Regions from separate parts of the Homo sapiens genome. Here region 2 is linked to region 1. The links are chromatin loops, found by intact Hi-C in ENCODE. Cell type or tissue: heart right ventricle. All regions are shown on one strand. Links, peaks and the distances in the headings refer to the core of each region. The heading gives the core; the rest is flanking DNA.

Region 1 (16,370 bases), core at 3,504-11,503:
GCTAAAGAACACCTCTAAAGGATGGAAGAGGTGGCTGTCTCCTCAAATGCACAGACATCAATACAAGGACATGAAGATTATGAAGAACTAGCGGAATAGTGACACCACCAAAAGAAATTAATAAAGCTCTAATAATGGACCCTAAAGAGACGGTCATCTATGGAATGACCAACAAAAAATACACAACAATCCTCTTAAGGAAGTTCAGGAAACTACAAGAATATAAAAATAAAAAGTTAAATGAAATCTGGAACACAATATATGAACAAAATGAGAAATCTGACAGAAAAACAGAAACTATAACAAAAACCAAATAGAAATCCTGGAAATGGAGACAACAACAACTGAACTGAAAAATTAAATAGCAAGTTTTAACTGTAGACTTGTACTAAAAATTCAACCCAAAGAGGAGTTCACCAAGACACATAATAAACTGTCAAAAATAAAAGACAAAAAAATTGAGAGCAGCAAGAAATAAGAAACTTGTTACATACAAAGAACTTGCAATATGGCTACTAGAGGATTCTCAGCAAAAACCCTGCAGGGCAGCATAAAATGAGATGATATATTTAAAGTGCTGCCAACCAAAAAAGCTATCCTTCAGAAATGAGAAAGAAATAAAAACTTTCCCAAGCAACAGCTAATGGAGTTCATCAGCAGTAGGCCTGCCTATTGAAATTGCTAAATGGAGTTCTCTAAGCTGATATAAAAGGCTGCTAATTTAATAAAATATATGAAAACACAAAAATCAATGCTATAAATAATATAGAGTCATACTCAGAAAAACCTAGAAGTGTAATAGTGGTCTGTAAAATAATTTTATCTCTAATACAAGGTTAAAAACTATTAAAATTAGAGCTCAAGGCCAGGCACAGTGACTCATGCCTATAATCCCAGTACTTTCAAAGGCTGAGGTGGGCGGATCACTTTGGGCCAGAAGTTCCAGACCAGCCTGGTCAACATGGCAAAACCCTGTCTTTACCAAAAGTACAAAAATTAGCCAGGCATGGTGGTGTACACCTGTGGTCCCAGCTACTTAGGAGGCTGAATCATGAGAATCGCTTGAACGGGGAGGTGGTGGTTGTAGTGAGCCAAGATGGCACCAATGCACCCCAGCCTGGGTGATAGAGCGAGACTCTGTCTCAAAAAAAAAAAAAAGAAAAAAGAAAACAAAAGTATAGCCCAAATTAGGGATACAAATTACAAAATGATGTATATTTTGACATCAAAATATTAAAATGTGTAGGGAAGGGGAATAAAAATGTAGAGTTGTTGTATGTTATCAAAATTCAGTGTTATCAGCTTGAAATACCCTGTTATGAGTATATGGTTTTTGGAAGCCTCATGGTAAGTACAAAACAACAATCTAGAGTAGAGGCACAAAACATACATAGAAAGAATTCAAAGCATACCACTACAGAAAACAATCAGACCACAAAGGAGGACAGCAAGAGAGGAACAAGGAAACAAAGCATCCACAAAACAATCAGAGAACAAACTACAAACTAGTATTATTGAGTCCTTACCTATCAATAATTATTTTAAGAGCAATAAAATCTCCATTTGTAAAAGAAAAAATGGCTGAATGTATAAAAAATAAGACCCAGCTGGCTGGGTGTGGTGGCTCACGCCTGTAATCCCAGCACTTTGGGAGGCCGTGGTGGGTGGATCACAAGGTCAGGAGATCGAGACCATGCTGTGAATGGGGAAACCCCATCTCTACTAAAAATACAAAAAATTAGCTGGGTGTGGTGGCGGGCACCTGTAGTCCCAGCTACTCGGGAGGCTGAGGCAGGAGAATGGCGTGAACCCGGGAGGCAGAGTTTGCAGTGAGCCAAGATTGTACCACAGCACTTACAGCCTGGGTGACAGAGTGAGACTCCGTCTCAAACAAACAAACAAACAAACAAACCCAGCTATGTGCTGCCTACAAAAGAGTCAACTCACTTCTTTTTTTTTTTTGAGACGGAGTCTTGCTTTGTAGCCCAGGCTGGAATGCCTTGGTTCACTGCAAGCTCTGCCTCCTGGGTTCACGCCATTCCCCTGCCTCAGCCTACGGAGTAGCTGGGACTAGAGGCGCCTGCCACCACACCTGGCTAATTTTTTATATTTTTAGTAGAGATGGGGTTTCACCGTGTTAGCCAGGATGGTCTCGATCTCCTGACCTTGTGATCCACCCACCTCGGCCTCCCAAAGTGCTGGGATTACAGGCATGAGCCACTGCGCCTGGCCCGAGACTCAACTCATTTCTAAGGACACAAAGAATAAAAGTGAAAGTATGAAGAAAGATATTCCATGCAAATGGAAACTGAGAGAGGCAGGACTAGCTATCCCTTTATCAGACAAAATAGACTTAAGCTCAAAGCAATAAAAAAAGGCAAAGAAAGTCATCATGATAAAGGTGTCAATTCATCAAGAGGATATAACAACTGTAAATATATCTGTACCCAACATCAGAGCACCTAAATATGTAAAGCAAATATTAAATAATTTAAAGACAGAAATAACTTACAATGCAGTAATTGTAGGGGACTTCAATACCTCACTTTCAACAACGGCAGATCATCCAGATAGAAAGTTAATAAGGAAACAATGAACTTGAACTACATTTTAGACCAAATGGACCCAACAGACATATACAGCATATTCTATCCAACAGCAAGGGAACAGACGTCTTCTCAAGTGCACACGTATCTTGCTTCAGGATATGTCATATGTTAGGTCGCAAACCAAGTTTGAACAAATTTAGGAGAAATGAAATCATATCAAGTATCTTTTCTAATCAGAATGGTATGAAACTAGACATCAATAATAGGAAAAATCTTTGAAATGCCACAAATATGTGGAAATTAAACAACATGCCCCTCAACAACCAATGGGTCAAAGGAGAAAACAAAAGAGAAATCAAAAAACATCTTGGAACAAATGAAAATGGAAATGCAATATACCAAAACGTATGGGATACAGCAAAAGCAGTTCTAAGAAGGAAATTTATAGCAACAAATACTTAAATAAAAATAAACATCTCAAATAAAGAACCTACTCAAGAAACTACAAGAGAAGAACAAATTTAAGCCCAAAGTTAGCAGAAGGAAAACAATTCAAAGATCAGAGCAGAAATAAATACAGACTAGAAAACCAGGGGAAAAAATCAACAAAACAAAGAGTTTTTTGAAAAGTTAAACAAGATTGACAAACCCTTAACTAGACTAAAAAAGAAAAAGAGAAGACTTAAATCAAATTGGAAATGAAAGAGAAGATATTACAACTGGTACCACTGAAATACAAAGGATAATGAGCGATTACTATGACAAATCATATGGCCACAAATCCAGTAAACTAGAAAAAAATGGATAAAATTCCTAGACACATATAATCTACTAACACTGAATCAAGAAGAAATAGAAAACAGAAATAGAACAAACAGAGAATCTGAGCAGACCAATAATGAGTAAAGAGATTGGATCCATAATAAAAAGTCTCCAATCAAAGAAAAGCCCAGGACCTGATGGCTCCACAGGTGAATTCTATAAAAGGTTTAAAGAAGAGCTAATACCAATCCTTCTCAAACTTGTCCAAAAAAATCAAAAAGGAAGGAATACTTCCAAGCTAGTTTTAGGAGGCCCTGATACTAAAGCCACAAAATGACATAGAAGAAACTTACAGGGCAATATCCTTGATGAACATAGATATGAAGATACAAAATCCTCAACAAACTACTAACAAATCCAATTCTACGGCACATTAAGAGGATTATTCACAATGATCAAATGAGATTTCTCCCTGGGAGAAATGCAAGGATGTGTCAACATATATACATCAATAAATGTGATGCATCGTATCAGCAGAACAAAAGACAAAAACCATATGATCATTTTATTAGATGCGGAAAAAGCATTTGACAAAATTCAACACCCTTTTATAATAAAAACTCTCAACAAATTAACGGCCACATACGATAAGCCTACAGCTAACATTATACTCAATGGTGAAAAGTTGAAAGCTTTTCCTCTAAGATCAGGAACAAGACAAAGATGTCCACTGTCAGCAAGCACTTTTATTCATAATCCTACTGGAGGTCTTTGTCAGAGCAATTAGGCAAGAGAAAGAAAGAAAAGGCACTCAAATAGAAAAGAAAGACATGAAATATTACCTGCTTGCATATGACATTATCTTACATATCCAAAACCAAAAAGATACCACCAAAAGACAGAACTAATAAAGGAATAAGGTCCCAGGATACAAAATTAAGACAAATCTAATCAATAACAATGAATGATCTGAAAAGGAAATCAAGAAAATACCTACATATAATAGCTACAAGAATGTAAAATACTTAGGAATAAATGTACTTAGGAATAAATTTAACCATGGAAGTGAAAGATTTGTACACTAAAAACCGTAAAACATTGATGAAATAAATTGACAAAAAAATAAATGGAAAGCTATTCTGTGTTCACGGACTTGAAGAATTAATATTGTTAAAATGTCCATACTATCCAAACCAATCTTCAGATTCAATGCAATCCCTATGAAAATTCCAATGTCTTTTTCCCCAGAAATAGAAAACATAATCCTAAAATTCATATGGAACCATAAAAATCCCTGATTAGCTAAGGCAATCATAAGTAAAAATAACAAAGCTGGAGGTATCACTACCTAATTTTAAACTATATTACAGAGCTATATAGTAATTAGAATAGCATGGTACTGGCATATAAATAGAAACACTAAGAAATAGAACAGAACATAGAGCCCATAAATGAACCCACACATTTACAGTCAATTGATTTTCAACAAAGGTGCCAAGAAAACACAATGGGAAAAGGACAGCCTCTCCAATAAAGGGTGTTGGGACAACTGGATATCCATCTAAAGAAGAATAATTTGGACCCTTAGGTCATACCATATAAAAAATCAATTCAAAAACGGATAAAAGTCAAGGTGTGGTCTTGAAAGGACTTGAAACTGTAAAAAAAACTAGAAGAAAGAAAACATAGGGGGAAACTTCCATGACACTGGTCTGGGAGGTAACTTTTTGGATTTGATCCCAAAAGCTGAGACAATAAAAGAAAAAATAGACAAATGGGATTACATTAAAGTAAAAAGCTTCTGCACAGCAAAAGAAATAATGAGAATAAAAAGACAACTAATAGATTAGAAGAAAGCCATACATCTGATAAGAAGCTAACATTCAAAATCTATACGGAACACAAAAATGGCAAGAAAACTACCCAATTTAAAAATGTGCAAAAAACCTGAATAGATGTTTCTCAAAAAAAGTCATATAAATGACCAACAGATATATGAAAAAATGCTCAACATCACTAATCATAAGGAAAATGCAAATTAAAACCACAATGAGATATCACCTCATGCCTGTCAGAATGACTATTATTTAAAAAAATGAAAGATTGTGGTGAGAGTGTGGGGGAAAAGGGAACCCTTGTACACTGTTGGTGGGAATGTAAATTAATACAACCATTTTGGAAAACTGTATGGCAGTTCCTCAAAAAACTAAAAATAGAATTACAATATGACTTAGCAACCCCACTTGAGTACATATCCTAAAGACTTGAAATTGGCATGTTGAACAGATAGCGCACTTCATGCTCAATGCAGCATTATTTACGATAGCCAAGTTATGGAATCAATCTAAGTGTCTATCAATGGATGAGTAGATAAAGAAAATATGACATATATACAAAATAGAGTACTATTCAGCCTTCAAAAAGAAGCAAATCCTGTCATTCGACAACACGGATGAGCCTGGAGGACATTACGTTAAGCTAAATAAACCAGACACAGAAACACAAATACCACATGGTCTCACTTATTTGTGGGATCTTAAACAATAGAACTCATAGAGGCAGAGAACAGAATGGTAGTTACCAGAGGCTAAGGGGGGAGGAAATGGGGAGGTTTTAGTTAAAGGGTACAAAGTTACAGTTAGACAGGAGGAAGATGGTTTTTGAAATCTATTGCACAACATGACGACTATAGTTGGTAGGAATGCATAGTACATTTCAAAATTGCTAATAGAATAAATTTCAAATGTTCTTATCATTAAAAATGCTAAGTGTTTGAGGTGATGTTTTAGTTTGAATTAATCATCCCACACGGTACACATATAATATCACTTTGTACCCCATAAGTGTATACAATAAACAAATATATGTTAACTCATTTATTCTTCTAAAAATCCTATGAGTTAGGTACTATTACATCCCCATTTTACAGATGGGTAAACAGAGGCATAGAGAAATCCAGTAAAAGCTAGAAGTGGCAAAGCAAGGATTCAAACCCAGACAGCCTGGCTCTTAATTCTGCAATGCAGCCTCTTTTAGAATATCAGCTGTAGCAACTACTCATCCTATTTCTAGAACAGCTATGCTGATTCACAGAATCAGTATATACAGAAACAAAGACCTCTAGAGAAAGCACAATTTTGAACTGTCAACAACTTGTACAGAAAAACCTATCTGAGAAAACTAATGTGTACAGGATCATCATTTGAAGGTCACACAATTATCACCTCTCTGGGTACTCCAAATTCTATCTTTGGGTCAAAATGGACCTCTAGTCACTTAGCTACTTGAAGCATATAATCACAATCTCTTTCGGAATTATTTTCACATGGTGTGACCTTAAGTTCCTCTGGGGTAATGGGTGGTGTTGTCTTAAAGGCCTCTGGAAACTGACTCTGGGTTGGAATGATGACGAGGCTATGCCTCAGCTCTGCTCTCCATAGACTGGTTACTATTTGTCCCCAACAGAAAAAGCTAAAATATCTTGCAGCCCTATGGTCCCTGGATGCTGAGCAACTGACATTCCCAGACAGCTCCCTAAACTCCAAATCCAGCCCATGATTCTAACCTGCTCATTGTGACGAGGCTGCTCTCGTGTTTGAGCTATTGCAGGGAAAAAGTGTAATAAGAAGTCCCTCCACCGGGTCACAAGTTCATATTGTAGGTCTGGTGTGCCCAGGCCCTGAAAGGGGACTTTGAGGGATGCAAAGGATAGCGGGACTCATGCCTTCTTTTTTTTTTTTTTTTTTTTTTGAGGCAGTCTCGCTTTGTCGCCCAGGCTGGAATGCAGTGGTGCAATCTTGGCTCACTGCAACCTCTGCCTCCCAGGTTCAAGCGATTCTCCTGCCTCAGCTTCCCAAGTAGCTGATGACAGGCGCCTGCCATCACACCCAGCTAATTTTTGTATTTTTAGTAGAGATGGGGGTTTCACGATGTTGGTCAGGCTGGTCTCAAATTCCTGACCTCAAGTGATCTGTGTGCCTTGGCCTCCCAAAGTGCTGGAATTACAGGCATGAGCCACTGCACCTGGCTTCATGCCCTCACTTCTGTCCTGCTGTCCCTGGTTGTCGTGTTCAGCAGTACATTGGTCCTGTGAGTTTTCCCTTTCTCCATTAGAGCCCATTCTTTGCTCATGCCATGTGATAGAGTAGGGTTCATCTTGAACCCTAGTTTACGATGTGAGAAGACCCCAGGGGTGGGGGTGGGGTTCAGCCCTATATGACAGTCCTTGATTGTTAACGAACAGCAGCCATATGGAATCCTATACTACCTCTACAACAGGAAGGTGATCAAGAATTTTGGTCCTCCCATCTCTTAGTACTTCCCGTATGAAGCTCTCTGTATAAAAGTCCTTATAAGTACTTTAGAATTAAGTGCCAAGAAATGCTTAACTTTCTTGGCCAGGTGTGGTGGCTCACACCTGTAATCCCAGCACTTTGGGAGGCCGAGGCAGGCAGATCATGAGGTCAGGAGATTGAGACCATCCTGGCTAACATGGTGAAATCCCATCTTTACTAAAAATACAAAAAAATTAGCCGGGCATGGTAGCGTGTGCCTGTAGTCCCAGCCACTCGGGAGGCTGAGGCAGGAGAATGGCGTGAACCTGGGAGGCAGAGCTTGCAGTGAGCCGGGATCATGCCACTGCACTCCAGCCTGGGTGACAGAGTGAGACTCCGTCTCAAAAAAAAAAAAAAAAAGAGATGCTTAACTTTCTCTTAGGAATTGATACATTTTCTTCCTTCTGATAATGAGAATCAGATAGCTGATTCTGTTTCTCTCTTATCTTTGGCTTCATGAAGTTTAAAGCCAAGTTTGAAACTTATCTATAGCAATTTAAGTTAGTTTTATGGTTCGAATATTTACATTTTTCTTTTTTTCTTCCAATATATTCTTGACGCAAACTGTAAATGATACAAGGAAGGAAAGAAGGGCAGAAGGGGAAGGACAAGGACGGAGACAGACGAGGAGAGGGAAACAACCTGAACAGTACATGCGCATAACAGCATGTCTAGCAGCCCAGCCCACACAGAGGTTTCTGGCTGAGATGCCTGTCTAAGCCAGGCCTGGTAAGAACCAGCTCATTTTAAAATGGAATCTTCTGGGTAATCACCTGTCCCCCCCTTTTTTTTTTTTGAGATGGAGTCTCGCTCTGTCGCCCAGGCTGGAGTGCAATGGCATTATCTCGGCTCACTGCAACCTCTGCCTCCTGGGCTCAAGTGATTCTCCTGCCTCAGCCTTCTGAGGTGGCTTACAGGATTACAGGGGCGCATGGCACTATGCCCAGCTAATTTTTGTATTTTTAGTAGAGACAGGATTTCACTATGCTGGCCAGGCTGGTCTCAAACTCCTAACCTCGTGATCCGCCCACCTCGGCCTTCCAAAGTGCTGGGATTACAGGCGTGAGCCACCACGCCCAGCCTCACCTGTCCCTTTTAACAGGACTGTCAAAAAATCCATGAAAAGCAAAACTAGATTTGACTCTGTATTGTGCATCACTGTCATAATTACCTGTAAACATCAAACAGACATTTTGTTTTGGGTGCTTGTTTTAAGAAGCTGAAAGAACATAGCTTGAGCACTCCCTTCTCCCTGATTCCAGGTGGAATTTTAAACACTAGCAAGTTAAAAAATAAATAACCATCTAAAGTGCTTTATGAAACAAAAAGAAATAAGGTGTTATAAAATGCAGATACACCAAATGCCACAATATCATTCTTAGAGCATAATATTCTAAATATAGCAGCACTTTCAAGGGTGAACTTTACAGGCAGAAGGTAGTGTCAATTTGTCAACTATTAGGTCTCATTAAAAAAAAACTGCATTTCTACTCAGCAAGATTCACATTTAAACGATTCATAGCTATGCAGCTGTCAGTCTTCTGACAGCTTGTTAAGGCCAATCATGAAGTAAAGTAAGGCAAAAATCCTGCTGCTCCTGTGTCCACATCTAACATCAGTGGTATCCTGAGACAGATATAGGCATCATTCTCTTCCATGCCACTTGCCATCACCCCATCTTGACCTCCTCTTGCTGAAGGGCCTGGGAAGGCAGCAAGACCACTAAGTATGCGTACTGAGGTCTGGAAGCAGCACAGAAATGAAAGAGTGGGAGAAGGAACATGATTCCCTTTGTGGGGCAGGGCACAGGTGGCCATGCTCTCTGCACAGGACACAATGAGGGCCTCTGAGAGAGAAGAGAAAGTGTTGGAGGCCTGTAGAAGGTGAGCATTTCTATGGAGATTCTTTAGGGAGGCCTAGTTTGTGGCACGAGGGGCCATGTGGGTCCCAGGAGAGAATGAAGCAGGAGGCTGATTTGGGTTCAAAGTAGAGAGGTTAAAAATGTCCCTGTCTCAGTCTAGATTGTCTATACCAGCAGACCAGGTAGGAAAGGAGGCAGGGATTTGGGCTGACATTCTCTAAGAATAAAAGCATACATTTGGCTGAGTGTTCCTTGTGTACTGTCTGGGAGCCTGAATGCAACAGAAGACAGTGAGATGAGGCATTTCAGCAGCAGGAGGTGGCCACTAAAGTGGGGAGTTTAGATTCTCTTTAAAATTTTCTGATTTTCCTGGATGATACACGTAAGCATTCAAATCCTGTTCCGGGACCATTCAGATAGAAAACAAACAGAAACTTCTGGAATAAGATGTGGGGTATGGTGGTTACAAGCACAGGCTTTGGAATCAGGCAGCCTGGGTCTAAAATGTGACTCCCAGATTCTCCCACTTTGCTGCTGTGGGTTTTAATTGCCTCATGGGGATCATACCTAACTTTTAAGTGCTGTGAGGGCTAAATGAGGAAGTATCAGTAAAACACTCAGCACAGGCTTGGTATAAAATAAATAACCAAATAATAGTTGTCAGAAATTATAAAAATGATGATAAACTAAATATTCAACTCTTCATGTTTACCTGGGTGCGCTTAGCACTGCCAAAGTTGTAGCAAAGAGCAACAAAACAACTAAGTCCAAGATGGTGGTTGCCTTCTGGCTGTAACACTGAAATCTGAAACTTAGAATTAAGAATCCCGAAACCTCAGAGAAACCGTTATTTCAAGGGATGGGTTAAGGGCTCCAGATCCACAAGCGGAAAGAAAAGACAGAATGCATCTGGAGGGTCTTAGTGTTAAAGGTGCTAAAAATGGAAGCTGCAGAGACGGCCTTCTTTCAGTTCTATAAACATTCAGGCACAGAGGTTTGGAATTTCAATCAACAGAGGATCATAAATACAAACTGTAGACCTAGAAAACCCTCATTACTCCTATAATTAAAAACAATTGACAGGAACACTACATTCTAGTTATTGACAGTTTTCTTCTTCCACTGCTCCTCATGCTAAAAGATCCATCAGAACACAGCCCCTATCTCCTGACAGCTTTCACTGCCCTTTCATTAAGCCTAGCTGGAAATGAGCTTCCAGCCGAGAAGACTGTGGACATCATCAGGGACAAGCTGTCCCTTCAGGAGCAAAGGTGGTGAGGCCTGCCTGAAGGCAGGGTCTGTGCCCCTGAGCTGGTGAAGAGCATTTGCTCCCTTTTCTGCCCTTTGCCTCACAAAGATCTATACTGACAATGTCAAGGGTCACAGCTTTGTGGCCTCTGGCCAGGAGAAGCTGAGGTAACAACCTCACAAACACTACTTAGGGAATAATGCCATGCTGCAGAGAGGTGGACAAAGACGGGGTCTCTATAGCTCTGACACGTGGGTCTTGTGTAGAAATACAAATCACCCAGGGGCAAATCACTAATGTCAAAAGCTTTCAGAGGCAGCATTCTCTACTGAGTATGAAAAGATTCCCGCTGCCTGAGAAACTATAATGTAGACAGTAAAATGTAAATATATGCAAGAAGCTTGCTGGCTTACATAAATAGTCCACTAATATCACCATCAAGAAGAAAGTGCCCCCTGGCAGATGGCTGCATGATGGGGGAAGGGAGCACCTACTAAGGCCTGTGTGTGTGTATGTATGAGGGCGTGTGCATGTGTGTACATGCTGGGTGTGGTCTGGACTCAAACTCCAGCTGGCACTGTCATCTTCCATTATGAAGGGACCCCTGAACTGAGCCCATTGCCCTCCCCTGCAGCCACTGCCCCTAATTGGAACTGAGGCCCTCTGTGGCTATTGCAACCTACTGGCTTTTGGCTGTTTGGCTGCCTGTTTTTCTTGTCAACTCACGCCTGCTCTTTATTGGGTAATGTTTTAGTACATTTTTTTATTACTTTTTAGCTCCATGGTTATTTTCAAATGGGAAAAACAATGCAAGAGAGATTTAAAAATAGTATTTGACTTTTCTGACTATAAAAATAAAATAAGGCAGAAAATTTAAAAAAAATAAAAACCCTAAAAAAAACCCCAAGTGACAATCTTAGTCAAAGATATTTTCATGTTTTTCCTTTTTGTCTTTTATTCTCCATTCAAACAAATACTTTTATTCATTTATTTTATATTTTGGGACAGGGTCTCACTCTGTCACCCAGGCTGGAGTGCAATGACCCAATCACAGCTCACTGCATCCTTGACCTCCCTGAGCTCAGGTCCTCCCACCTTAGCCTACCGAGTAGCTGGGACCACAGATGTGCACCACCATGCCTGGCTAATTTTTCTATCTTTTGTAAAGACAGAGTTTTGCCATGTTGCTGAGGCTAGTAGATGCTATTATTTTAAAAATAGTAGAGGTCGGCTGGGCATGGTGGCTCTTGCCTGTAATCCCAACACTTTGGGAGGCCGAGGCAGGCAGATCACCTGAGGTCAGGAGTTTGAGACCAGCCTGGCCAACGTGGTGAAACCCCGTCTCTACTAAAAATACAAAAATTTGCCGGGCATGGTGGCAGGGGCCTGTAATCCCAGCTATTCGGGAGGCTGATGCAGGAGAATCGCTTGAATCTGGGAAGCGGAGGTTGCAGTGAACCATGATCATGCCATTGCACTCCAACCTGGGGGACAAAAGCGAGACATCATCACACACACACAAAAAAACAATAAAAAAAATAGTAGAGGTCATACCATATACTGCTTAGTCACCTGTTTTACCTAGTGATGCACTAGGGAGTATTTTTCATTTTACCAGATATTAACTAATAATATTACTGTTAATGTCTGCATATATTTGATCCTATGAATTTAGCATATTTTATTCAGGCAATCTCCTACTGACTACCATTCAACTGGTTTTGGTTTGATTGAGAGTCTTTGGTGAGGAGACCCATGAACAAGTGCCAAGGTCTAACTTGGATGATGCCTATTCTTTGTCACAGCCCACAGCACAGATGGAAGAAGTGCACATATTAATAAGAGTAAGCTTTTCACTGCAACTGCTCAGGACTCATTTTAAAGAAGAGACAGATCTCTAACAAGATTTTGCAGGTAGGTAAAACAGAGGGCCTATAATTAGGTTATTAGAATAAAGATGGCTCTGTACTGATTTACTCCTCTCTAGGAAGGAATTTGGTAGGACCCGCCACATGGGTAAGCTTTCTCAAGTCAATTCTCTTTACATGACAACTGCAAAGAAGCTGGCAGGGCCAGGGCTTTCCCAACAATGGTGCGGGGCAGAGGCCGCAGCACATGCTCACATCTCTCTTCTTCTCATCTGATAGGACTGAAAACATTCTTTGTAGACCAGGGCTGGATTTGAACCCCTTAATATATTATACTTCTGTTTTATTTCTTGATCCAGTTAATCCTAATCCTACGCTTTTTATAAAATAGTTGTATCAGTCCCATCAAACAACTGAGAAAGCACTAGGATTAATTCAGTAGATTTCTGTAGATTCAATATAAATATAGAAATATAATGGTATATAGAAAAATACCTCTGTTGGAATTTTTCAATTAACTCAAGCTATGAAGGATACTCCATAGGCAAGAAACAATTATTCTTATGTGCCTGAGGCCTTGGGAGCTAAGACGTCATCTGCAGGAGGAACCTCAGAGATACCAGAATCCCAAGAGAAAAGGGTATAAATCTTCACAGTTTGTGGAAAGGAAAAAACTTGGCTCCCTGTCACTAGAGCAACTAAAGTTCAAGAGTTAAGGGCCTCGTGAGAAATCTGAGAAATGGCTGGATGCAGGCCATGAGTGGGTCATTAAACTAATTTAGTGGGTTAAAATAATCAAATGAAATAGAAATGTTAGAGGTTATCACATGAAGTAAGGGTACTTACTATTTCATGAACCATACATATGGGTGTCCATGTATATGTATATAGATTTGAGTGTGTTCATGTGTTTGCATACAAGTATATGCCAAATATCAATAGAAAGTATCTTTTACTGTGGGTCATGGTCAAAAGTTTGAAAACTGTTACGCCATAAGAAGCTAGATATAAAAAAAAAAGTAGAACTATTAAAATTATACATTGATCAAGCGATTCTTGATTCTATAAATAGGTATTAGAAGGTGTCACCCAAACTTTAAATGTTCCTTTAGAGATTCTTTCTCTCATGTGAGAATTGGAAAGGGTTGGCAGAAAATTTCCATCTTAAATGGCTTAAAATAGATGTCTTAAGTGAAACTTATCCTCAGACCTTGTATCTCCATACTATGACACAACTTTAAGAGTGCTTACATGAAGGTCATCCTGCCTCAGCAAACAGGAAACTTAGCACTATTTTTTTTTGGGGCGGGGGGTGTGGGTGGTGGGCGGTAAAGGGTCTCAGTCTGTCACCAAGGCTGCAGTGCAGTGGCACAATCTCGACTCACTGTAACCTCCAGCTCCCGGGTTAAAGTGATTCTCCCACCTCAGCCTTCCAAGTAGCTGGGACTACAGATGTGTGCTGCCATGCCTGGCTAATTTTTGTACTTTTTGGTAGAGATGGGGTTTCACCATGTTGGCCAGGCTGAATTAGCATTATTTTATACATGCACGTGCAATAATGCAATAAACAACTAAACATGGGACTGGGGCTATAAAAAATAATAGCCTAGGCCAGGTGTGGTGGCTTACACCTGCCATACTTGTAATCCCAGCAGTCTGGGGGGCTGAGGCGGGCAGATAGCTTGAGCTCAGAAATTCAAGACCAGGCTGGGCAACATGGTGAAACTTTGTTTCTACAAAAAAATATAAAAATTAGCTGGGCATGGTGGCACACACCTGTAGTCCCAGTTACTCAGGAGGCTGAGGCGGGAGGATCACTTGGGCATGCAAGGTGGAGGTTGCAGTAAGCTGAGATGGAGATCGCACCACTGCACTCTAACCTGGGTGACAGAGTGACACCCGGTCTCAAAAAAAAAAAAAAAAAAAGCCAAATCTTCCTATAGCAATGCTAAATCACAGCTTTTCTCATACCTTTTTCAATAACTAGATGGTTAATATCCTCCAGTATGTTAACTGACTCAGCCAGCCAGGGCAACATTTTATTACCCAGCTAGGATTGCTGTGTTACCATCTTACTCAAGAGTAAATGACTGTACAGGGGTTTTAGTAAAGTAACTTTTATGGTACAAACAGATGACCAATGGATTGGCAACCTCAGGACCTCATCATCCTTCAACTCGCCCATGTTTGGTAGTGCAGAACTCTATAGCTTCAACAAAATACTTAAACAGTTTTAAAAAGATTTGAGCTGATACAAAGAAGGTATCTGAAAGCATTTGTGATCTCACTTTAAGTTTTCCTAAAACTCATCTCTGTACAGATGGGCAGTGATCTTTCATTTGAGAAAAAATAAAATCCAGACTCTTGTGTTGCCATTAAAAAAAAAAAAAGGCCTGTGCTAATTACAAACAGGCGAGGTAAAATATACGGATTCCCTCTCAATCAACAATATTGGATTCTTATATTTCTTATATTCCACCAGAAGTTTCTACTACCAAAGCTTGATGACAGAAGAGAGCAAAGCGATCATTTAAAGGACATACTGCTTATTGATCCTCTAGTTTCCAGTACTGAGTTGGTTTTTAGAAAGCTGCATACCTGTACTCTGTTATCTTATCCTTATTGAGAAATCTTCAACCATTATGCACTTGGATATTATGGACAGTTTATATAAAGGCCTCCCATCTGGTATGCTGTGGTCACAAAATATTATGTTGATCCCCTCAGCCCTTAGGGTTGGCCACCTTTTTAAATGAAAATATCTTCTTCGGCTAGGCGCAGTGGCTCACGCCTGTAATCTCAGCACTTTGGGAGGCCGAGGCAGGCAGATCACGAGGAGAGGAGATCGAGACCATCCTGGCCAACATGGTGAAACACCGTCTATACTAAAAATACAAAAATTAGCTGAGTGTGGTGGCGTGTTCCTGTAATCCCAGCTACTCAGGAGGCAGAGACAGGAGAATCGCTTGAACCCGGGAGGTGGAAGTTGCAGTGAGCCAAGATCGTGCCACTGCACTCCAGCCTGGTGACAGAGCAAGACTCCATCTCAAAAAACAAAATATCTTCTTCTGTTTGTGCTATGATGTAAACAACTTATAAAGTTCTGATTTACTAAATAAACAGCCATATGAATAACATCTCCTTATCTTCTAAAAATCGGCTAGTAAAGACCACAGTCATTACTCAATGTTATTCAACGTTCCTTAAAATCTGAGCTGAAAAAAATCTAAGTGTTCAGCACTGACAAGGACTTTTCTCTCTATTATACTGGTATTCTGTTAGATCATGAATATGAATCAACTCTTGTGTTTCTTTGTAAAGTGATTTCTCCGCTCAGTACTAAATTTTTTGCTCAACTGCATTAGGCTAAGTTACCTATTACATTTATAGTCATTCTCTGCACTTCATCATTGAACTAGATTCTTCTGTTTTTTTTTTGGTTTTTGTTTTTTTTTTTTGTTTTTTTTTTTGAGACAGAGTCTCACTCTGTCGCCAGGCTGGGGTGCACTGGCGTGATCTCGGCTCACTGCAACCTCTGACTCCCTGGTTCAAGCGATTCTCCTGCCTCAGCCTCCCCAGTAGCTGGAACTACAGGTGTGCACCACCATGCCCAGCTAATTTTTGTATTTTTAGTGGAGACAGAGTTTCACCATGTTGGCCAGGATGGTCTTGATCTCCTGACCTCAGATGATCCACCTGCCTCGGCCTCCCAAAGTGCTGGGATTATAGGCATGAGCCACCGTGCTC
Region 2 (16,370 bases), core at 3,300-11,299, 63 kb after region 1:
CAGGCTGCTAAAAGCCTAAAAAAAACAAGAGAACAACAACAGTGAAAAATAAGGCGAGTTGGACAAGCTTGTTTTACAGTCTGGTCTGGATTTGAATGCTAGTGCCAACACCTGCTCCCAGGCATTCTAATTTTAGTAGTCTATATTACTCATGCTATTAACTGTTCTCAGCTTCAATTTCTACATTTTGTAGTGGTGGACAGTAATACTTTCATTTCATAGGATTGTTGTGAAATAAATGAAATAATATATATAAATGGCTTGGCACAATTCCTGATTCACTATAAAGGTTAATGATGGTAGTTATTTTTGTGGCCCAACCTCACTCTTAAAAATAAATTCTCTGGTATCGCTTTGGATTCAGAAGGACTGAAGGATTTATCCTTACAGAGATTTAGGTTTGTATAACACATACCTTTGGTGATTAGTAACAGAAAAGCCTTAGGGAAAAAAATACGTAATCATAAAAATAATTTCAGATGTATTATTATAAGTATATAACGCACTCTATATGTAATTTAATGTTATAATCTACTATACCCCAGAATATTAAAAATCAGCTTGAAAAAACCTTTTATAAGCCTTTCTCCTGATATGAATAAAATCTATAACTAAGTATACTAAAACGTTTCAGTAGCCAAGAGACTTCTATAACCAATCTTTAGGGAAATACATTTCAGATTATGAAAAGCTGTTCGATGTACATTTCAGGTTGTATTTGCAAGTCACTCTTTCTGAAAACATGCTTATCTTTAAAATTCTAGCTTTCCTTTATCTCACTGCTTGAGCATTCTATTAATGATCTGATTTCCCTTCCTTCCTTCCCTTCCTTCCTTTCTTCCTTCGTTTCTGTTCTTTTCTTTTTTATTATACTTTAAGTTCTGAGATACATGTGCAGAACGTGCAGATTTGTTACATAGGTATACACGTGCCATGGTGGTTTGCTGCACCCATCAACCTCTCATCTACATTAGGTATTTCTCCTAATGCTGTCCCTCCCCTACCTCCCACCCGCCAACAGGCCCCGGTGTGTGATGTTCCCCTCTCTGTGTCCACGTGTTCTCATTGGTCAACTCCCACTTATGGGTGAGAATATGCAGTGTTTGGTTTTCTGTTCCTGTGTTTGTTTGCTGAGAATGATGGTTTTCAGCTTCATCCATGTCCCTGCAAAGGACATGAACTCATCTTTTTTTATGGCTGCAGAAATAACGTCACACATCTACAACCATCTGATCTTTCACAAACCTGACAAAAACAAGCAATGGGGAAAGGATTCCCTATATAATAAATGGTGTTGGGAAAACTGGCTAACCATATGCAGAAAACTGAAACTAGACCCCTTCCTTACCCCTTATACAAAAATTAACTCAAGATGGATTAAAGACTTAAATGTAAGACCTAAAACCATAAAAACCCTAGAAGAAAACCTAGGCAATACCATTCAGGACACAGGCATGGGCAAAGACTTCATGACTAAAACACCAAAAGCAATGGCAACAAAAGCCAAAATTGACAAATGGGATCTAATTAAACTAAAGAGCTTCTGCATAGCCAAAGAAACTATCATCGGAGTGCACAGGCAACCTACAGAATGGGAGAAAAGTTTTGCAATCTATCCATCTGACAAAGGGATAATATCCAGAACCTACAAAGAACTTAAACAAATTTACAAGAGAAAAACAAACAACCCCATCAAAAAGTGGGCAAAGGGTCTGAACAGACACTTCTCAAAAGAAGACATATATGTGGCCAACAAACATATGAAAAAAAGCTAATCATCACTGGTCATTAGAGAAATGCAGATCAAAACCACAATGAGATACCATCTCATGCCAGTCAGAATGGCGATCATTAAAAAGTCAGGAAACAACAGATTCTGTCATTTCTTAATCTTGTGGACTGGAAGCTTAAATTTTTCATCTTTGAAAAGAATCTCCTACTCATTGATTTAGTTTTCATACCAAATCTCAAGTCAATACTTCCATTTATAGGCAGAGTAGTTATCCAATTCAAAAATCTGTTTCAAGTCTTTCTTCCACTAAAGACTTACAATTTGGCTATTTTCCTCTAAATGTTTTCAGTCAAATTATTCTAAAAAAATAGGAATATTTGTAAAGATTAAAGAACAAAACAGGTATAATTTTAGCACATTGAGGGGTAGAAGAGTGTTATTAAATGCCAAGAAACAAACATTAACAGCAAGTTGTTACTTAAGACATTAGTCAATAATATATTTTTAAAAATAAGGCATATGATGTTTTTTATAATCTTATTTAATGCTTAAGCTTCCCTTATACACTAAAATGAAAGTTGAAAAATAAAACTATTTTTAATAAAAAAAGATATAATCCAATTAAAAACCAAAAAATGACAATGATTTTCTGTTAGCCTTCAACACTGCAGGTACATTAGATAGGCCTAAGTAATTTACAGCCACTGACAATTTGATCAACAGTATCAACTCAGTGAAATGTTTGCAGATATTTTGATTTCGTCTAAGCCTTTTGCCATTACTATGTTAACTGAAGTACATATTACCATTACCACTGTCCCTCCCTACTCTCAATGCAAGGTATTTTCTATATACATGCTGGATCTTTCTTACAGTGTTATCTTCAGATCTTAGCATTGTCAGTAATTACACTATACTCTACTAGATATAACACTGAATTTTATTTATAGCAATAACCATGTTTTTGAAGCAGTGAACATTATAAAAAAGATTTAAACAAAGATTGAGAGAAAAATTAGTAATCTAAATTCATAGTAATTTCCTACAAAGAGCTTCTATATCTCTGTATGGTTAGTTTTCAATAAAGTTCTTAAAAAGATGCTTCTAAGATGATTTTGTCAAGACTACAAGATCAATTGAATGAAAATAGTACCATATTTGCAAACAAAATCTGGCCATCCATGGGAACTAAAAGAAGGAAGCCTCGTAACATGACTGTTACCTCCAAGGATCATTTTATGTAAATCCTTCAGTATGTCACCAACTTACCCTAAAAATTATCACAGAACAAACTGAAACAACTTGGATATAGATAAAAGTAGATTATTTTGTTTATTATGGTATTTCAACCGGGAATGGTTAGAGAGGATAAACTGAAAACGTAGTTAGCTAACATTCTAAAGATAGTGGAGACAATCAGATTTTGACACACTGTCTAAAATTAGTATATCAATAATGGTAAAAAAAAAATATTGAAGTCTCATTTTGTTTGGATTTCAATTAGCATACATATATACTAGTGAAATATGTGTGCTTAACTTTCAAACATTAATGTATAGAATTAAGATTATGATTCAATTATGTACTTATTATTTTAAATGCATGCATATAGCTATTTCAAATAGAATAATTTTAGGGTTAAATTCCCAGGTTCTAGGGTTGGAATCTTTAAAAAGTAAATAAACATTTTTCTACTAAAATTTTACGTACTTTACTTCCTCCAACAGTTTTCTAACAGTTCAAGTCAATTTCATACTAGGTGACCATGCATGAATGATATATGGAGTTAGTGGTCACACAAAAGGGAAAACTTGATTGATCATGCATAATTATAATTTATGTAAATTACTAAAATATTTAAATATTTAAAAATATATAATTAGGCCATTAATTGGCACATGCGTTAAAAAAGGAAACCTTATAAAACTTGCTTGTCTTCTGAAAGTGTATTGACAATGTGTAGGAGGGCCATTTTTTTGTTAACAAATTTTTTTTCTGGTTTAAATTCATCAGGAAGTTACAAACTTTCACTACAGTAAAAATGGAAGTAAGTAAATAGTCAATTCAATATTTATGATTAGTCAAGTATTATATAGTTAGTAATTTTAAATAAAATCATTAAAGTTTACAGATAAAGGAAACCACTTACAAGCTGCTCTGATTTTACACTGTATAACTGGATGGTCTTTGCCACATTTTTTGACACAGCTAATGTGAGGTTTGTATCAACAGCAGCAACATTTAGTTCACTGGAGAAAATGAAAACAGTTTTTAAATATTAGCAACATCATTCATCAACAAAGTAAAGAGCAAGATAAAAACTCAAACCCAATAAGCAATGTGGTTATTCTTTTTATAGATTTCACTGCTTCCAAGAACTGGTTGCATTGTTTCATTTTACCCCCTAATTTCAGCACTTGGAAAAAGTACCTGGAGATGGCTTCCTTAATGACCAGTTTCTCATTAACAAAAGCATGTCATATGTGGGTTCAGTCTGTGATTAAAGGAGTAAATTGTGTACAGATTTTTAAAGTAGCACTCTTGCTAATACTGATAAAGTGCAAGCAGAGGCATTGCATATCACAGACATCTGCAAGGAAATGACAGCTCTTGAATGGAAATGATGACCTTAAAGGGACATAGGCTAAAAATATAAATTACACATGATATATAAAGATACTCAGCTTCTGTAGAAATTATGCCAATTCATGCTAGTTTCAATAGAGTAGCTTTTTAAATAATATAAAAGCATAACAGGACTATAATTACAAATTTTTAAAATTCGGATTCTTAAAGTATATTTTTGTCATGCTTCAACTTTAACATTGGATTAATTGGGGTATTTGATCTGACTGCCAAAAAAAAAAAAAAAAGTATTTTACGAAGACCATGGAAAGAACACTAGAAATTAAAAATAATATAGAAACCCATATACAGATGGAAAGCAAGAAAATTATTGTCCCTAAAGTAGTAGAGTAAATCTTACCAGATTCTCTTTTTAAAGAAGTTGAAAGTTTGAAACAATACTAGAGCATACTATGTGTAACAAAAATGCACTTTCATACAGTATTGAGACATAATTTTGTTAATGTTCACTTTTAAATTTTATTAAACACTAGCATAAGCATGATTCTTCCAGTTGTAGATTATATTTGATTATAGCATTGTCAAGTTGCACAGAGGAATGGGAGAGATTCCTCTTTAACATTTACATAAACAGGTCAAAGAGATCAAGTTACTAAGACCTATAGTCAGAAGGAAAGTCAAGGCAATTGTGGAGAGATTTAGGACCAAGATGCTGGGCAATCTAGACAATTTGTAGGTACGTTTGCAGCAAAAGATATGCTTATGTATATTATTATACATGTGGCTTTTTATTTTTATTTTTTGAGACAGGGTTTCGCTCTGTCAGCCAGGCTGGAGTGCAGTGGCGTGATGTCGGCTCACTGCAGCCTTCGCCTCCCGGATTCAAGCGATTCTGATGCCTCAGCCTCCCGAGTAGCTGGGGTTACAAGCGTGCACCACCAGGCCCAGCTAATTTTTGTATTTTTAGTAGAGATGGCGTTTCACCAGGATGGTCTGGAACTCCTGACCTCAGGTGATCCACCCACCTCCGCCTCCCAAAGTGCTGGGATTACAGGCGTGAGCCACCATGCCTGGCCACCTGTGGCTTTTTAGTCTTACTCTTCCACGCCTCAGAATCACCATCTTCAAATCTTTAAAAGAATTTAGACCTCAGTCTCATACTATTTTTTATTCCTTAAAACGTCCATCTCAAATGTACAGATCTACTATTATGACAACTTGTTAGTCATGACAGAAACTGAGATAATTTCAACTGCAAATTGGTCTGGATAACTTTTAAATAAGTGTCTAAAGCCAACAGTATATAATTACATTGTCTGCAGGCATTCAGGTGGCACCTCTGCTAGGATATCTTCCCTTTTTAGTCTTAAAAGCTGTCACATTCACTTAAAAAGCTTAAAATAGCGAACACAAGCTAATCAAAGTTATATTCCTATTTCTGCCATGAAGCACGTTCTGGAGTTTAGGATAAAAAAAAGTTAACCTGTATGTTTTAGTTTCTCAATTTATAAAATCGTTTATTATATTTGATTTCTTGTGTAACGTAAGAAATTTACTATGATACAAAGAGCTAGGTTTACTTTGCATCCTTGGCAAGATATAGAATAATTATAATAGACTGTTTTTAGACTATATTTAAGGTATTTAAATTATTTATTAATTGGAATCTCAAGTACTTACTATGTGTGCACTCATTTACTATAAAATTCTTAATTTAATTGTGGGCCTAATTACTTGAATAATTTGAAAATAAATTAAAAAGGTACTGCTATCATATATCACTAACAAATATGGCAGTCATCTTATGGCAAGCCACTATATAAAAAATACATACCTTGCTATAGTTTTAATAATACCATCAAGTTCATCAGAGGAAGGAGGATTACGACCACCCGGGGGAAAAACCAAGTTGATAGGATCGAAGAGTCGAGATAAGGATTTTGATAGATAAGCAGCCTCATAGGGTTGTAGTGAGTCTTTCAAAGCCTTTTCTGGACTGTGGAAACAAAATTTTTTAAAAACTAACTTAAATTGCACAGAGCTAAATGCTATTGTATCAGGCTGTAAATACCTTTTTAAAAAATGCACCTCCCATAAAAATGTAACTCTATATTAAGAAAAAGAAAATAATTTGTTTCACAACGTACATATTTACCAATATATTTCATAATTAAACATTCAGGACCATAGTAACCTTTTTTTTTTTGAGACGTAGTCTCACTCTGTTGTCCTGGCTGGAGTGCAACGGCGCAATCTTGGCTCACTGCAACCTCTACCTCCTGGGTTCAAGCGATTCTCCTGCCTCAGCCTCCCAAGTAGCTGGGATTACAGCTGCCCGCCACCATGCCCAGCTAATTGTTGTATTTTTAGTAGAGACAGGGTTTTGCCATGTTGGCCAGGATGGTCTCAAACTCCTGACTCCAGTGATCCACCCGCTTCGGCCTCACAAAGTGCTGGGATTACACGTGTGAGCAACCGTGCCCGGCCTATATTAACATTTTAATCTCTACGTAAGTCCCCACTATAAATGCACAATAATATGCACCAATACCTACTGTATTATCTGTTTCCTTAAACTAAAAGAATAACAGTAAAATCCTATTAATGCTAATGGGGGCTATGCCTTTACTTGTAAATCATACCTATAGAGTTATCGAAGCATATGGAAGAAAGACCAGCCTGCAGAGACCTGCTCCATTAGCTTGGCCCTTTCCATCCATAGCTGCCTCCCCAGTAAAGCTCACTGACTGAGAGGGAAGTGTACAGACTTAGGTTTTTACATTTTCCATTTTTGTGTTACTAACAAGAGTGAGACAAAATAAAAAGTATTTATGGAAGTCCTAAAATCACGTAAATACTCCCAAGTGGAGTTCTATGCTACTTTGTTTTATAATATTCTTCACAACATCAAATGTAACCTGAGAAACATTTCTTTCCTGCTTGCACTTCCCATATCTTTAATAATTCATGCTGATTTTCATTTAGCAGTCAAACTATTTGATCTTACATTTTTCTTTCGACAATTACTATCAAATGTCTATAACCATTATTTTCATGTTTCCTTACTCCTATAATTAATTGTCTTCTCACATCATCCCTGTTTACAATCCTTCCACCAGCTTTTGCATTGTCTTTTTTCTTTTATAAACAACAAATTTTCCTTCATCTAAAAAGTTAACCTTTAAAACATCTAACCTGCTCCTTCATGTATATGAAACTTGGCTTTCTCTTTTTCTCACCCTTCTGGTCCACTGATATGACCTAGAGATCAGAATGCTCTTGGCTCCAACATCATAATTCCATAGTTATCTCTTAATGTTTTCTCATTCAGTAAGTATTTCACTCAACACATATTTACTGAGAATACTACGCACCAGGCACTTTGTAAAGTGCTGGGAAGATAGAGATTAAGAGTGCTTTACAGTCTTGTGAAGAAATTGGCAGGTAAAATGCTAATTATAATAATTTCTGTAATAGATGAAGATACCAAGACCATGATGGAAGCATGAAAGAACTTAGTATCTAAATGTGTCTGAAGCAATCCTCTGTTGAAGTCCGAGCCATCTATTTAAATGTCACTATTTTTACTCATGACATCTACTGACCTCAGAAGCCTCTTCCCACTTCTGCAGAAATTTTGGCACTGAATTATAAGAACTAACACTTTCCCGTTCTCCAAATCTACCGTTAAAGATCCTTGGTAACTACAATGTCAAACATCTTTTCTAAAATATGTCCTATATTAAAAGTCTACATTTATAATAACCTTTTTTGGCTTTACTAGGGGGCTTCCAAATTTGAGTCATCACTTTGAACTGCTCCACCTCTAAGATCTTCAAGCTTAAAGGAAACTGTCTACATGCCCCACCTTCTATCTCTACTTTTCCTTCCACAAATATTAAGTCACTACAATATTTGCCAAGTATTTCCTAGGTGCAGAAATATAGTAGAGAACTTGCTTTAAAAAAAAAATTCCCGGCCGGACCTGGTGGCATGGTGGCATGTGCCTGTAATCCCAGCTACTCAGGAGACTGAGAGAGAATTGCTTGAACCCAGGAGGAAAGGGTGCAGTGAGCCAAGATCATGCCACTGCACTCCAGCCTGGGCGACACAGCAAGACTCTGTCAAGAAAAAAAAAAAAAAATTCCCTGTCTTCTTAAAGCTTACACAGTAACAGGAGAGATATACACAAAAATAAAAATTTAAAATAAGTTAAATATGGAATATGATAATGATAAGTGCTAAGAGAAAAATAAAGCAAGGAAGATAGAGAATAATGCTTAAGTCTTTTTTCCTTTTCCATCCGATTTTAGATAGGATGAGGCAAAGGAAGGCTTACTGAGGGGCCCTGAAGGAAAAGAGGGAGCTAATTGTGTAGATTTTCAGGGAAATTGCTTTCCATGAGGAAAGAACAGCAAGTACAAAGGCCCTGAGGAGAGACCATACCTGGCTGTGTTGGCCAGAGGTGCAGATCAAGTAACAGGAGGGTAGTACAAGATAATATCAGAGAAAACAGATGGACGTCATGTTAGGCTTTGCATATCTATAAGGGTGGTATATTTTACTCTAAAGAACTTGTTCTTTGACCTTATTGTAATTTATGCTACATGACCCCTTCTTGCTTCCAGCCTCCATCAGCCCACCATGTCTATAGTCATCCTTTTTCCATAGCCATCATTTCAAGGTGCTCTCATTAGCACCCTGATTTTTCCAATTCACCTTCCTTTCAAAGTTCTAAGAAAATGTTATTGAGATGTTCTCTGTATCTGCTGCTAAGCTGGCCAAGTACTTCAGAGAAAAAATGATTTCTACTGGACATTTATACAAACTTCTTTAAAATCAAGAGACCTGAAGGTCAAAGTAATAACCTAAAATTCTACTTGTGCAACTCTTCAATCTTTATAGATGACTTTTGTCTTGGTTTTACCCTAAGAGAAAACCACTGGCCGTGACCTTTCTCAACGTGGCACTTCTCTTGTTTTTTTCCCTCTTACAACTTCATCTATTCTCTGTGACTTTCTTATTATTTCAATGAAAGAGGTAACCTCACTCCTTTTTTTAAAATAAAAAATTCCCAGAATAATTTAATCTATCTCTTCTTATCCCATTCTCTTCTTACACAGATCTGATCGCTATACATGTATCACAGCATCACTCTATATATGTATAAATATTATGTGTCAGTTAAAAAAATAAAGGAAAAAGATATGTCAGCATAAAAAATATAAAGACATATCTCTAAGTAAAAAGGTTTTATTGGGGAATAACATACGAGAAGCAGGATTGCTATCTTGGACCTACAGACAGAACAGGGTGGCCTCTGGTATGTTTGGAAAACAAAAGAAAGGCTGGAGTTTATTGGGGGAAGAGGAGGTTATGCAAGTTGTTTTCAAAGACAGTTTACTGGCACTGGCAGCATCTTATATAAGAGCTGGTGAGTTCTGATTGGTGAGTGTCAGTAAATTGCAAAGTAGGACTTGCAATTTTAGTGTTATGGTTAGGCCCTTGCAGTTTGGATTGGGCTTGTGAGATAGTGTGTCAGGCAAATGTTCTTGTTTAAGTGGCTAGCTGTCCCTGTGTGACTTGTGTAGTAAGCTGCAGTTGAGAAAAATTTCTTGTGATAGTTCTTGTTATCAGGCAAATCATGTGTGACAGCTCTCCCTTCATAACCGTCCCCCAGCTCTATTTTGCCAGGCTTTGACACAAGTGACTCCATGTCGAATCTGACAACTTTCATATATATAATTTACATAGCATACCACCACTTGAATTCAATCACTGAAAGTATACAATTTGATGAATTTTGTATATTCAGAGATCTGTGCTATCATCACCACAGTCAATTTTAGAACATTTTATCACCTCAAAAAGAAATCTTGTATCTTTAACTACAACACTCCACCTTCCTCACTCCATCCCCAGGCCCAATCGATCACTAATCTACTTTGTGTTTCTATAGATTTTGCTATTCTGGATTTGCATATGAATGGGATAATATACTGTGTGTATCTGTGTATGTGTGTGTTTTACTGTCTTCTTTCACTTAGTATAATGTTTTCAAGGTTCATCCATGTTGCAGCATGTACAGTACTTCATTTCTTTTTATGGCTAATATTGTATATATTTTAATTGTAATATTTCATTGTATGAATATAGCACATTTTGTTTACCCATTTGTCTGTTGACAGACATTTGGTTGTTTCCATCTTTTGGCTATCAGGAATAATGCTGCTACAAACATTTGCATACAAATGTCTACGTGAACATATGTTTTTATTTCCCTTGGGTATACATCTGGAGCGAAACTGCTGGGTCATATGGTAACTATGTTTAATAGTTTGAAGAGGCCGCACATAGTGGCTCATGCCTGTAATCCCAACACTTTGGGAGGCTGAGGCAGGAGGATCCCTTGAGCCCAGAAGTTCAAGACCAGCCTGTGCAACAAAGTTAAACCTCGCCGCTACAAAAAATAAAATAATTAGTCAGGCATGGGAGTGCACGCCTGTAATCCCAGCTACTCAAAGGCTGAGGTGGAGGACTGCTTGAGCCGGAGAGTTAGAGGATGCAGTGAGCTGTGATTGCACCACTGCACTCTAGCCTGGGCTACAGAACGAGACCCAGTTTCAAGAAAAAAAGTTTGAAGAACTGCCAAACCCTTTTCCAAGGCCCTGTACCAGTTTAGATTTCCACCAGCAACATATGAGGATAGTAATTTCTCAACATCCTTGACAACACTTGCTACTATTTGTCTTTTTGTTTATAGACATCCTAGGGGGCGTGACATAGTGGTTCTGATTTGTATTGTGGTTCTGATTTGTATTTTCCTGATCATCTTTTTCATGTGCTTATTGGTCATCTATGTTTTCTGGAGATGTCTGCTCAGATCCCTTGTCCACTTTTTAGTTGGGTAATTTGTCTTTTTATTGTTGAATTGAAAAGAGTTCTTTATATATTCTGAAACAAGTCAATTGCCAGATCTATGAGTCAGAAATATTTTCACCCATTCCTAATGGTAATCCTTTGAAGCAGCAAAGTTTCTAATTTTCAGAAAGTCCAAAATATCATTTAAATATAATTTTGTCTTTTGTTGATTGTGATTTTGCTGTCATGTCTAAGAATTATTTACCAAATCCTAATGCATGAAGATTTGCCCCTATGTTTTCTAACAGAGATATATATATATATATATATATATATATATATATATATATATATATATATATATATTTAAAAATTTATCTATATTTTTAATTTTTACATTGATTGATTGATTGAGATGGGGTTTCCCTATCTTGTCCAGGCTGGACTCAAACTCCTGGACTCAAGTGATTTTCTCACCTCAGCTTCCCAAAGTGCTGGGAATTACAGGCATGAGACATGAGACACTGTGCCCAGCCTTGTTTTATATTTTTAATCTAATATTTAAATCTTTGATCCATTTTGAGTTAATTTTTGTATATGATGTGAAGGGCACCACTTCATTATTTTGCATGTCACTATCAGCTGTCCCAGCACCATTTGTCTAAAAGATAATTCTTTCTCGATTGAAAGAATGGTCTTTACACTTTTTGAAGACAACTCACCATAGATTTACAGGTTTCCTTCTATACTCTCAGTTTTATGTCTATCCTTGTGCCAGGCAGTACTATACCATAGGGATTAAAATTGCTTTGTAGTGACTTGTGAGCCCTCCTACACTCTTTTTCTTCTTCTTCTTCTTCAATATTGTTTTAACTATTCTGGGTCCCTTGAAATTCCTTATGAATTTTAGAAGCACTTGTTACTTTTTACAAAGAACTCAGCTGAGATTCTGATAGTGATAGTTACTGTACTGAATCGATATATATCAATTTGGGGGGCATTACCATCTTAACAAGGTCAAGTCTTGCAATTCATGAAGATGAGATGCTTTTCTACTTATTTAGATATTTCTTTGAACAATATTTTACAGTTTTATGAGTATAAATTTGCACTCCTTTTGTTAAAGTTATTCCTAAATATTTTATCTTTGTGGTGTTGTTATACATATTACATCTGTTAATGTTAATAAACCCAACAATGAATTGTTATAATTACTATTTTACTATCTGTCATCATTTCCTAGAAAATTTCAGCTTTGTTCCTACCTACCTCCTGTGCCAAACTTGCTATGCCAAAGATAAAAGTTAAGCTTGGAAATTGAGTTATGCAAAAAAACTGCCTTTCCTTTGTTCCCAAACAGCTGCAAGATGGAAGGCCACATCTCTCTCCAGGTGGCCTCCCTCACCCTGATCCTGTAAATTAACAGCTTATCTTCACATATAGGTACAATGACAATATTAGAAATAATTCTACTGCCCACTATGAGACAAATGCAGATTTGATGAACATGAAACAAATGCATAACTGACTGTTCCTGTACCCTCTTCTTTCACATGTAACATGTGGATTCAGTGAGTGCTAATCAAAGCCTCACAAGAATGTGACCACTTATCTCACTACCTACCCTCCCCACTTTTTTTCTTTTCCCCTTCCCTTCCTGCCCACTCTTTCCCCTTTAAATCTTGAAGTCCTCAAAACCCTCTTTGGAAAAAATCCAGGTCTCAGATCCTTCAGTGACTAGAGTCTCTTCTTCCCAGGCACATCCTTAACCTGTGCAAAATAAACCTCTAAATTAATAGAGACCTGTCTCAGACACTTTTTGTTTTATACAGTCGATACATATTATTTTATATAATTGCTTTTTAGGTCAGTTAAGAGAAGAAGAAAATGTGTGTTTATATTGTCTTTTATAATTTCATAATTACCTTTACTTTGTGGGGATTCGAATTATCTGGGGTCACTCGCTTTCAGCCTGTAGAACTTTCTTTAGTATTTCTTGTAAGCTGGAATGCTAGCAACAAATTCTCTTTTTTAAATCAAGGAAAGTATTTTGCCTTCATTTTTGAAAGGACAGCTTTACTGGACATGGGATTCTTGGCTCATTTTTTTTCCTTTGAGCAATCTGAGCCCACTACCTTTTGGCATCCTTTGTTTCTGCTGAGAAGTCAGCTGTTAATGTTATTGGGACTCCCTTGTAAGTGAAGTATAGTTGTATTTGGGAAGGGGGCGTGGGGAGTGGGTAAAGACAGGGTCTCACTATGTTGCCCAGGCTAGTCTTGAACTCCTGGCCTCAAGCGATCCTCCTGCCTTGGCCTCCTAAAGTGCTATGATTACAGGCGTCAGCCACCGCACCCAGCCGATTGTATAGTTTTTCCCTTGCTGTTTTCAGGGTTTTGTCCCTGACTTTTGACATTTTTACCACGATGTATCTGTTTGTGGGTCTTTTTGCATTAATCTTACTTGGAGTTTGTTGAGCTTCCTGGATGGATAGGCTATTGTATTTCAAAAAACTGGGAAGGTTTCATTCACTATTTCTTCAAGTTTTTTTCTCCATTACATCTCTCCTCTCCTTGTGGTATTCCTATAACATAGATGTTGGTATTCTTAATGGTATCCCACATTTATTTGAGGCTCTGTTTATTTTCTTCATTCTTTTCTTTCTGTTTTTTTGACTTGTGTAATCTCTATCACCCTAGCTTCAAGTTGGTGAATTCTTTTCTCTGCCAGGTCAAAGCTATTCACAGAACTAAAGGAAGGCATGAGCCACCACAACCAGCCAAAACTGGGCATTTTAGATACATTGTTGCAACTCTGGGTACTGGTCCCCGCAGCTCTAAGGCTTGTTATTGTTGTTTGCTTTTTATCTGTTTAGTGATTGGCTGGATTATTTTAATGAAGTCTATCTCTCTCCCACAGTCTTAAATCTCTGATGTTCCTCAGCTAGACACAGCTTTGGGTATGCTAATAGTCACCTTGAGATGGCAGTGCTAATGGCAGGATTATCTTCCTCATTTTTTTTCTGACCACACCCAGATACTAAACTCCATTAACTGACTGCTCTACATTTTCAACAATGCCTTGAGGCAAAAACTCCTCTACAAAGGAATCTACAAAGGAGCTAATTGTAGCTCCTTTGATAGAACCTTTCTGAGGTCATGTTTGATATCTGCTCTGATTCCAGGAGGGGCTCCTCCCAGCTGTCTTATTCTCCGGATCTCTCCTTGGAGCTAGCTTACCTTCAGCTATCTTCACTAGAACTACAAGTCTCCTCCCATTGCCTTTCACCACACTGCCAGGGTTTTTTTGAGAATACCCTTAGGTTTAAACTTCTCCAGGTTCAGTTGCAAATGAAGTCACTTACTTGGGGAAGAGAATAGAGGCTGTTTTTCTCTTTTTTCCTTTTCCTTTCCCCTTCCTCCTCTCCTTTCTTTGCCTTTCTTTTTCTATTTCCTTCTTTTAGAAAGGGTGTTGCTCTGTCACCTAAGCTGGAGTATAGTGGTGTGATCCCCATTCACTGCTGCCTTGACTTCCCAGGCCCAAGTGATCCTCCCACCTCAGCCTCCCAAGTAGCTGGGACTACAGGTGTGGACTACCAAGCCCAGTTAACTTTTTTATTTTTTGTAGAGACGGGGTCTGTTTTGCTCAGGCTGGTCTCAAACTCCTGGGCTCAAGCCATCTGCCTGCCTTGGTCTCCCAAACTGCTGACCGACTGCCATGTCTGACCCAGGACCTGTTTTATTGCCTGCCTCTACCCAAGTAAAAATCTTTATGCCAGGGCTCTGGACCTGAGGGTGGAGAAAATGGCAAGCTTCTTTCTGACTGACACCTTGTAGAAGACCAGGTCTCACTAATGTAGGCCTCCATAACAACTTTTAGAACTGACTGAGTGGTTAAGCTAAATATTAAAAGCTGAAAGAGCCCATGTCCTTATACAAAGGTTGAGATATAACAAAAGCCTACCAAGAGTTTTCCTTAGGCCTTTCCTGGGCCTTAAAGCATGACAAGATAACGAAGGAATTCTTAACAGGACCCGTTTAGGATTTAAAAAGTTTTACTCAGGATCTGAAGAAACTCTCCAGGCCTCCACAAACAAGTTTATAGGTAGTCTAAAGAACTCCCCAAACCTCCATGATTTAGTAGGAGAGAAGATAAGAGTAATCACCCCAGCACCTGGGGCCCATTTAGATGAAGTAATTTACTGAGGCTCCAGAGGAAGGTCTTCAAGACTCAGAACTTATAGATTAAAATAAGCTAATCACTTATGTCTTTAGATAAATGCACACTTACATGTAGACATACAGCTTAGAAGGTATATGAGCTCTGGAAAACTTTGTAATTTTGAGTTGGTGTGGCAATATTTTCTGGGCCTTATCCCTGCAACTGGTTACAGAAATAAAAAACTCTCCTCCTCTCCAGTTCTGCATCTTGTTATTGGGCAGCAAGAAATAGCAGCCCAACCCTCAGTTTGGTCTGGGAACAACCTCATTCTAGGAAGTGAGCACTTGGTGGAAGGCAATTGCATGAGGTCCTTTCAGTTTATATTTCCCAGCAAAGAATCACTATTTCAAAAGCCCAGGCAAAGGTAATTAGGGCCCCAGTACTTTGAGCCTGCCATACTCAAGGACCCATTCATTGCGTGGGAATTGGGCACAATATGGGAGCTCCCTACTCCTGACCTCGCTTACCTGAAAGTTAGCCTCAGCAGCTTTCTGCTGAGGTCATTATTAGAAATGTTGAGGCCCTGCTCTTCCCAGGAAGAGAGCCTTCCAGCTGAGAGCTAGGAGGGAGCCCTGTGTTCTTGGCTACTGCAGTCTAGAGAACGATCTCCACTTCACTAAGCTAAGGCGGGTAAGACGGGAACAATCTTGACTCAAATACCACAGGCTCCAGTTTTTCTGACCACATTTTCCTAGACTTTCTTGAATAGATGTTTCTTCATTTTGCTGTTTGCTCTTAGGACCATTTCTGGACTCCAACTTAAATGAACTCATTCTTTGGGGCTCCACACTGCTTTTAGTTGTCCTCCTATCTCACCACTTTTTCTGTCTTTGTCTCCTTTGTAGGCTGCCATTCCACTGTCTAATCTATAAATGCTGGTACCTTTCTTGGGCCAAGGCTCTCTTTTCTCTCCATATATAACTTCCCTATGTAATCTCTTCCAATTCCACGATTTAAAAAAATGTACATGATG

Evidence for each region. Hi-C counts contacts between places; a loop is a spot of excess contacts. Peaks named below come from ENCODE experiments on the same cell type or tissue, not always from the same donor. Only the 100,000 strongest peaks of a DNase experiment are listed, where the experiment ranks them.
Region 2: a loop joins it to region 1, with 2.1 times the contacts of the local background. A loop is called at or near these places in 18 of 110 quality-filtered maps.

What each region holds. Positions count from the first base shown.
Region 1 is chr7:107,213,777-107,230,146 of GRCh38, forward strand. All of the region lies in intron 19 of COG5 (component of oligomeric golgi complex 5), which reads right to left. LOC124901721 (a long non-coding RNA gene) reads left to right here and starts at 8,286. Exons shown (of 3, transcript XR_007060472.1): 1 at 8,286-8,374; 2 at 12,561-12,669. In heart right ventricle, for the core only: no CTCF peak of the experiment used is centred there; DNase peaks (open chromatin) are centred at 6,877 and 7,275; H3K27ac peaks cover 7,151 bases.
Region 2 is chr7:107,277,419-107,293,788 of GRCh38, forward strand. It overlaps COG5 (component of oligomeric golgi complex 5), which reads right to left. Exons shown (of 22, transcript NM_006348.5): 13 at 6,153-6,314; 14 at 3,882-3,981. Among named protein-coding and RNA genes, the nearest start is that of HBP1, 120 kb to the left of the region's middle. In heart right ventricle, for the core only: no CTCF peak of the experiment used is centred there; no DNase peak of the experiment used is centred there; H3K27ac peaks cover 7,634 bases.